2 separate regions of the Homo sapiens genome follow, and region 1 is linked to region 2. Evidence: chromatin loops called from intact Hi-C (ENCODE). Cell type or tissue: psoas muscle. All regions are shown on one strand. Each heading gives the region's core, and the rest is flanking DNA. Links, peaks and the distances in the headings are about the cores only.

Region 1 (4,392 bases), core at 112-4,111, 130 kb after region 2:
AGCTATGAAAATCCCAGTAACTATGATGATAGCATCCGCTGGCAAAAGATCTCCAGCAGTATCTTCTGATAAGCATCTCATTGTTAAACTCTGTAACTGGAAATGCTGCATAACAAGACTAAGGCTCTCCCCATCGTTTTTCTTATAGCAGGCAGTTATTTACAACATAAAGTTCCAAGATCATTCCTAAAAGTAAGTAAGACGTCATCCCAAGATGACCTATAGTTGATCCCGTCCTCCTATTCTAGTCATTCTAATGATTTCACATGCCACCACTTTTTCTTTTCTTTTTTTACAATCAGTGAGGCTGAATCAAGATGGGCCAATGAGTCTGACTTGTAGAGAAAGCAATAATGTAAGAGGCTTGGGACCTAGTTATCAAAGCTCCTCCCTTCTAGGTCAAACAGGAAAACACGGAAATCCACCAGCCCAGTGGGAACCAAAAGTCAGTTTATTACTAGGCCAGCAAACATCCTACAAGCCTCCAAATTCAGCGTTCACTAGTATAAGCTAGATTACAGAATAAAAGATTAAACATTAGGACAAGTGGGACCTCTGCTCCCATTCCAAATCTCTACCTTGGGACCTAAGAGCTCCGGAATGCCTATGATCAATGGGCGTGCAGAGCTAACTGCAAGTCCATTCACTTGGCCATTGGAATGAATGAGGGCCGCAGGGGCAGGACAAAGGGAGAAGTTCCCACCTCTTTCCCGTGGGTAGCCATGTTCTGGGGGCTCTCCCAAGGCAGAGGGAGGGGAAAAAGAGCACATGGTTCCTGTGTCCAGGCAGTAAAGCCCAATGGGTAAGCCAAGTGCTTTGCCTTAGACAGAGTTCTCCCTGTCAGTCAAATGTGGCCAAGGAATGTTATAAATTCTGGCCAACCAGATTAGTCAGCTCTTTCTATCAGGACATGCCAGTGAGAAGATAGAGACAGGCAGAAATGCCCTCCCCAGAACTTCCATTGTCTGTAGGGCAGACATGTTTGGTGGAAGGCAGGGGTTGCCAGAAAAAATACAGAATGCTCAGTTAAATTTGGATCTCACATAAACAACAAATCATCTTGTAGTGTAAGCATATCCCTAATATTGCATGGGATATACTTACACTAAAAAAATTACTGTCTTCCTCAAATCCAATTAAACTGGTTGTCTTATAATTTCATTTGACAAATCTGACAACCCTAATGAAAGAATCTTCCTCTGTGGCATAGTCACTTCCTCATATGGGAATTGCAATCTCAGAATTCTAGAAATGGAGGAGAACATTAAAATCACCTAGTCCATCAACTTAAATTTATCCCTGATGAGAATGAGGAGACCAAAGAATTGCAATAACTGCCCCTAAGTCACACTGCTAATTAATGACAGACCAAGGAATATAATATATTTCCAGACCGAGCCCAGTGGCTCTTGTCTGTAATCCCAGCACTTTGGGAGGCTGAGGCGGAAGGATTGCTTGAGGCCAGAAATTCAAGACCAGCCTGAGCAACATAGGGATACCCCTCGCACCACCATCTCTATTAAAAAAAAAAATTAGCTGGGTACAGTGGCACATACCTATAATCCTAGATACTCAGGAGAATGAGGCAGGAGGATGAGTTGAACCCAGGAGTTCGAGGCTGCAGTGAGCTATGATTGTGCCATTGCACTCCAGCCTGGGCAACAGAGCGAGACCCTGTCTCTATTTAAAAAAAAAATACATTTCCATTTGTGGTATTCTTTCCCCTCTATCACACTAGGCTCCTTTTGGCCCTTGGCTCAATAGCTCTGGAATTACTTGAAAAATTTCCTAAGGGCAAAATGAATGATTTTTTTTTTTAATATCTCCTCCCAGTTCTACACACAATGCTTTATGAGACCTGGCAGAGCAAACGATGCTGTGGAGCGGCCAGCCATGTGGCTAAATCACCTGGGTGATGGCCACCACTCTCCACTCGCACCCTCTGTGTTCTGTGTCTGTGAACCTGGGCTTTGGGGTTGCTAGGGGCTAGCATAGCTTTTAGCCAGATGTGAAAATTGTCCTAGCCCCTCTGAGAGGCCATGAAGTATGACTCTCTTAAGAACACACAGCCTTTTGGAAGGGTCCTCTCTACTGAGGTAATGGGTTCAAGGAAAACACAGCTGAGACCTAGGAGCTTGTGTGAAAGGCACTCTCATCTCATCGGAAACTTCAGCTTCCCTCACAGCAAACCTTGACCAGAGCTGCCAACAAAGAACCAGCTGGGCTTTTAAGATTCCTTTCTCTCCTTCCCCTTGCCTCCCTCTGGTGGACAAGCAGACAAGCAGTTAGTACAATGGACTTGAGGCGGTGAGGTGTTCTCCAGGGCCACACAGACTGATAGACTGAGGTCTTCACCACACAGGCATTTGTCTGGCCAGCTCTTGACAAACTTGTGAGATAGAGTGATCTTCACAGCTCTCTGTCACTTCTCACAACTCAGGCCACTTTATCTTCTTGGTCTCCAGGACTCTGATCATCCTCCCTCCACCCCAGTCTCTTCCCACCTCCTTCCCCATGGCCCCAACCTTCTTCCACTGTAACCCAACCACGACTTAGCTTTCCTGGAGTCCCAGTGCCCCGGGCAAGTAACTTCTTACTCTTCCAGAGAACAAGTTGCATCATTCCAATTAGAAGAGACTGAATGGTCTTTTTTCTTTCTTTCTTTCTTTCTTTTTTTTTTTTTTTTTTTGAGACAGTCTTGCCCTGTCACCCAGGCTGGAGTGCGATGGCACGATCTTGGCTCACTGTAACCTCTGTCTCCCAGGTTCAACAGATTCTCCTGCCTCAGCCTCCAGAGTAGCAGGGATTACAGGTGTGCACCACCACGCCCAGCTAATTTTTGCAGTTTTAGTAGAGATGGGGTTTTGCCATGTTGACCTAGGCTGGTCTCAAACTCCTGACCTCAAGTGATCCACCCGCCTCACCCTCCCAAAGCGCTGGGATTACAGGCATGAGCCACCGCGCCCAGCCAATTGCACAGTCTAAGCATGAAGCTAAGCTACTTACTGATAATCATTATTTAGTGCTTAGTAAATATAAGGTTCTTTTGCTAAGAGTTGGATACATGTTTTCTTACTTACATTCATAATTTTCATAGCAAACCACTGAGGCAGATACCATTTTACAGAAGAAGAAACTGAGGCTTGGGAACATTAAATAACCCAGGCAAGCTTTTACTATAAGGGCTGGGACTGGGATTCAGACTCAGAAAATCTGGCTCTAAATTCTAGAAATCCCTGTCCAATAGGACTTTACAGTGACGGAAATGTGGCCACTAGCCACAAGTAGCTACTGCACATTTGAAATGTGACTGCAACGGAGGAACTGATTTTTAAATTTTATTTAATTTTTATTAAATTTAATTTAAATAGCCACAGATGACTAGTAGCTACTCTATTGAATAGCATGGTCTAAATATAGGCTTTGGCCAGGCGCAGCGGCTCACACCTGTAATCTCAGCACTTTGGGAGGCCAAGGCAGGAGGATCACCTGAGGTCAAGAGTTCAAGACCAGCCTGGCCAACATGGTGAAACTCTGTCTCTACTAAAAATAAAAAAATTAGCTGGGCTTGGTGGGGTACCCGTAATCCCAGCTACTCAGGAGGCTGAGGTAGGAGAATCGCTTGAACCCGGGAGGCAGAGGTTGCAGTGAGCTGAGATCACACCATTGCACTTTAGCCTGGGTGACAGAGTGAGACTCTATCTCAAAAAATAAAATAAAATAAATAAATAAATAAAATATAGCCTTTGTGTTATCCTAGTCACTTACTCTCCCCCTGTTCCTTCCCCCACAAACACACACACTCACATGCACTTGCTGAGTAGGTAAGGGAAATATTTGTTCACATCATTCCCTTGGCCCTCGCTCCACATAGATTTCAGGTAGAACCTGACGGGAAAATTGAGAGTTGACTTACACCTTGTTTGATGCAATAAGGCAAGGGAAAGGGAATCAATGATATAAAAGATATGGGCTCTTATCCTTGCTCTGCTAGTGACAAGTCACATAATTTCTCTGGATCTCAGTTTCTGCCTCTGAACAAGGACAGAGCTGTACTCCATGATCTCAGATATCACTTTCCAACTTTAATATTCTGTAGTTGGAAAATGCCCATAGAACCCCTTTCCAGCTCACGTTGAAAACAAGAGCTACAGGTGATAAATCTGGCACCAACAGTGATTACCAGGATGAACAGTCAGCAAGCATGCTTGATTGTACACATCCAACACCCCATAATATATAGGGTTCTTTTTTTAGAACCCTAATCAGAGATTCATTTGCATAATTAACATCTTTAGGAATAATTGCAAATGACACATCTGTTCACCATCTCCCCCTCCTTGGCAAACTATGTGTTATAAACACAGTTCCTTTAGCTCTGTAAACACTTGG
Region 2 (4,392 bases), core at 317-4,316:
TACTCCTGTGAACACTCTTTAAACTGTTACTTTATTTGGAGAATTCTTTGTTTAAGAACTGGTTCATCCCTTGAGTCAATACTGTATTAATCACATGCGTCATCTCCCCCAGATTACCTTTCACAGTTGGTTTAATTTCAATTCCCAAGTCCAGTTTATTTGAGAAACATGTTGGCATGATAGCGATTTACCATCGTCACCACAGAGTCCTGTAAAGTAGAGGCTGCTCGACATGTTTGCAGGAATATAGATACTTGGACATGCTGACCTCAAAATCTACCTCGCTTTTTTGCTGGGGAGGTGAACCTTCTGCCAGAGACTGGCTGAGAGATCTTGGGTTAATGCTCTGAGTCTCTGTTCCTCTGCTGTCAAAGAGAGATGACCATTATAGTTTCCATATGCCTCCGAGGCTGTCTTGAGGTTTGTTTTGGTTTGGTTATGGGGTGTTTTCTAAGTCACTGCACAGCGACCAGTCTCTCAAAGGGAAAATACGAAATGAAGTACTGTACTTTCCTTGAGATATAATAAAAAAATTTGGAAGGTTTCCTTGTTTTGACTCCACATCAGATGGTTTTATTTTATTGTTAGTGTAACTTAATATGTTATGTTTTTTAAATTAGTTCACATTCAACTTGGATAAAGGAAATAAAAGTTTGTAGAGGTGTTCAAAGTGATTTTCAGGCTTCTTAAATGTGTGGTTATTACCAGCATTCTTGCAGGGCCACACATCAAGACAGTCAGGGAGAAAGGACGGAAATTCATGAGTCTTTGAGTTGCTATCCTACCTCTAACCGTAAGGCTAGATAGCCTCTTTTTTTTTTTTGAAATAATTACTTTCATCTAATAATTTAAAAAATGCCGTCAGGGATGCTGTCACAGGACAAAGTAAGGAGGACATACCCACTTAAATAGAGATCTTTGAGCAGCCCTAGTAACACGGGAATTTCTCATAATGTTCTGTGGGGGAAGTGCCAAGAAGGTAATTAAAATTGCTGTCATACCTTTAGGCTACTGCAAGCTACAGGGTCTCTTGAAGGTCAGTCACGTAAGGAGAGATTCTGTGCTTACAAAAATAGGTCTGGCATTCTTTACAGAATTACAAAGTGCAGTGTGTGCTCTGGCTTAGAAATATAGAAGCTTGCTTAAAAACTATAGAGCAGTAACTTCCAAAGGGACCCTTGGAAAATGCAGGGGAATGTGAACCTATCTAGATGTATAACATGTTGACAGTAGGCTCAGATAGGGTTAGAAATGCACTATGGAAATGCTGCTGGGTCTTGGGTAGTTGACGTGGATGCTGTGCAGGAAGGTGGAAGGATTTTGGAGTGAGCAAGCTGGAAACCAAATCTTGGCTAGTATCTTAGGGAAGGTTACTCAACCTCTGTGAGCCTTGGCTTCTCTACCCATAAAGTAGGGGCAAATAGTAACAAGATATGGTTTATAAAGGACACAGCCTGACACAGTCACTGAGGAGGTACTGAGGCAGTCCCTCACCCAGGGACTCAGTCTCATTAATGCCAAGAAACAGCACTGGAGAAGCTTTTGAGAATCCGAGCTTTCTCTGCCACTTCTTATTTATGTTTAGTACTTACAAGAATGAAGGAGACCTAAAAGTTAACAATAATATGGCTCCACTGCCATCCTCTTAGAATTAATTAAGTGCTTTATTTATTTACTTATATATCTATTTATTTTTTGAGCAACCAACAGAGTCCAGAACTAACAAATGGCAAATCAGGGCTTAGAGGAGAAATGAGAAAACTTCAACAATTTATTCAGGTCTTTAAGTTCATTTTAAACTCTTGTGATTAACAGATTTAAGCAATATGATAAGTGCAATGTGTTTTACCTGTGGGGAATGAATTTGAAGCCCACTGAAGCCACAGCTGAGTGAAGTTCAGTTCAGGCGTGGCTAGGTTTCTAAAGCAAGTATTTATGTGTTCATCACAATCAACCTAACAGGCAAAGCTATGAGGATGGAAATAAAAGGTGTTTTATGATTAAAGAATGAAATGCCCTGAACTGTGATTGCGTTCTGGGAGCAAGTCAAGGGAGCCCAGGCCCTTTGTGTAGGATCCAGCGGAGCCTCCGTGCACCCTTGCTATAGCAAGGTTTCCATGCCCTTTCCAGAATCCCCAGAGGATGCCACTTCACAGTTAGCCAGATATTGAGGGAATTTACCTCTAAGGTCCTGATTTAGAACACTTGCTGATGAACTTGAGGGTACAGTTCATCCATCCTCACACCCACACTCAAGGCAGTGGCCTGGTCAGACTCTGGGCCAACCAGGATAAGCACTTCACTGGGACAATGGTCTGTTCATTAGGAACATCAGCCCTAAGATGTGGGAGTTTATTCTCAGAATTTCTTAGTGAGCTCCAAAAAAGGGAAATGCTTACCTGAAGCAGACCAATAGTCTATCTGCTGTGATTTAAACTGGGGTTGGCCAGTATGTGACATCTGCCTTTCCCATTCATTCACAAACACTACATCTTTCCCCTTTGTGCCTGGACTGAAATCTTCCCAGCCACCACTAATTGATCAAGTTCACACTTAAACTGAATACTATCTTCAGGTCTTAGATGCACAACTTCTGGAAAACAACTGGAAATCAGAGAGGAATCGGCTGGCAGCTGGGTCAGTTAGCAAGAAGGAGCATTTGGGCCATTGATATTTTCTCAACTACAGTTTTCAATTCCAGTCTCCATTAAATAAACGCTATCCTGTATAACGCTGAGTTAACCATAAAACTTAGCAGTTTTTTCTTTTTCCCCTTTTCCCCAAATTATTGTATCTCCTTTTTGATACAAGAAGCAGTTCCCTTAGTAATTAACCTAACTCTACAAATTCTTTAGGTGTCATCCTTAACTTCCCTTGTTTCCCCACCGCCATGTAACTTACCAGCAAATCAATTCCATCTCTAAAATATGTCCACCTACTCCTGTGCATTTTCATCACCACCCTCTCCATCCAGGCACAATTTTGTCTCCTGGGTTCCTATGCAACTTCCTCCTTCCTAACTGGGTTCTTCTCCTCTAGTGGTGCCTCTTTAAATCCATTCTCCATCCAGCAGCAGTGGCAACACTGATTTTTTTTTTTTTTTTTTTTTTTTTTTTTTTGAGACTGGTCTCACTCTGTCACCCAGGCTGGAGTGCAGTGCAGTGGTGTGATAATAGCTCAATAGCTTCTAGACTCAAGCAATCCTCCTGCCCCAGCCTGCCGAGTAGCTAAGCCTACAGGCATGTACCACCACACTTGGCTAATTTTAAAAATGTTTTTATAGAGACAGGCTCTATTTGCCCAGCCTGGTCTTGAATACCTGGACTCAAGAGATCCTCCAGCCTCAGCCTTCCAAAACACCGGAATGACAGGTGTGATCCACCACACCTGGCCAACTGATAGTCCTAAAGTGGAAATCAGATCACATCATTATCCTTTTTTAGGCCGTTTGTTTTCAATTACCAGAGTAAAACCCAAACTCTTTACTGTGACCAGCAAGCCTCTGCCTACCTTGGCAACCTCACCTGCACCACTCTTCCCTTGTTCTTTCTGCTCTAGACCCATGGTCCTGTCTCCTTCCTCTCTGCAAAACATTCACTTAGAGACCTAAGAGAAACCAAGCATAGCCAGACCTTATAGTAGCAGGCAGTATTTTATAGTGAATGCTGAAGGGGAGAAAAAAATTGGAAATAAAAACAGAAAAAATGCTATCTTCTTTTATAGCCAGCCAATCTGTTTTCCTCTTACAGGGGCTCCAGGCAGACATATTCTAATGTTTTAGGACAATTAGAAATCTTGCTTTGATGCCTGGCAAAACACAGGTTGCATATTAAGAGGAATATGTATTGCATAGCCAAGTTCCCAGTATGCAACTGGGTGCCCTGAGCATCTTCAAGCATTTGTGGTTGTCCTGCATGCAGCACAGAAAACTTCCTCTTCTTCCAGTCAAAGGGCAAGGCCCCAGAGAAATTCATATGCAATTTAAATGTGTTCTTCGTCAGGATAGCTATTTGCATTCAAAGGAAGTCATTTCTGAAGCATTCCTTTCAGAATTCCAATTAGGGATTTGAAACACACATGCACATAAATGAGAACGCTTTAAATTGAGGTGTAGAACCATATTGAGGTTACTAACTTAATGTTTGAGCCATCAAATAAATGTTCCACAGTAGTTCATAACACATTTTAAGTTACGTCTAGGTTGGTTTGGGTTAATAGTCCCTTTAATTATTCTAATGAGGTTTCCTTGCTTGCCAAGCTATATTCTCTTTCCATTTAGCCTCATCACACGACTGTACATTTTTTATGGGCTCCCTAAAATTGGTGCTAAGGGAGTCAGCTCTGTCCAGGGAAGAAAAGAGTTTATCTATGACTCTGAATCCATGTATTGAT

What was found. Hi-C counts contacts between places; a loop is a spot of excess contacts. Peaks named below come from ENCODE experiments on the same cell type or tissue, not always from the same donor. Only the 100,000 strongest peaks of a DNase experiment are listed, where the experiment ranks them.
Region 1: it touches region 2 in a loop (5-fold over the local background); 21 of 110 quality-filtered maps call a loop at or near these places.

What each region holds. Positions count from the first base shown.
Region 1 is chr2:39,591,808-39,596,199 of GRCh38, reverse strand. All of the region lies in intron 5 of MAP4K3-DT (MAP4K3 divergent transcript), which reads right to left. Among named protein-coding and RNA genes, the nearest start is that of TMEM178A, 72 kb to the left of the region's middle. In psoas muscle, for the core only: a CTCF peak has its summit at 2,269 (motif pointing left); no DNase peak of the experiment used is centred there.
Region 2 is chr2:39,720,713-39,725,104 of GRCh38, reverse strand. It overlaps a transcript of TMEM178A not described here. Among named protein-coding and RNA genes, the nearest start is that of THUMPD2, 56 kb to the left of the region's middle. RefSeq lists enhancers at 3,083-3,582, 3,583-4,084. In psoas muscle, for the core only: no CTCF peak of the experiment used is centred there; no DNase peak of the experiment used is centred there; H3K27ac peaks cover 1,370 bases.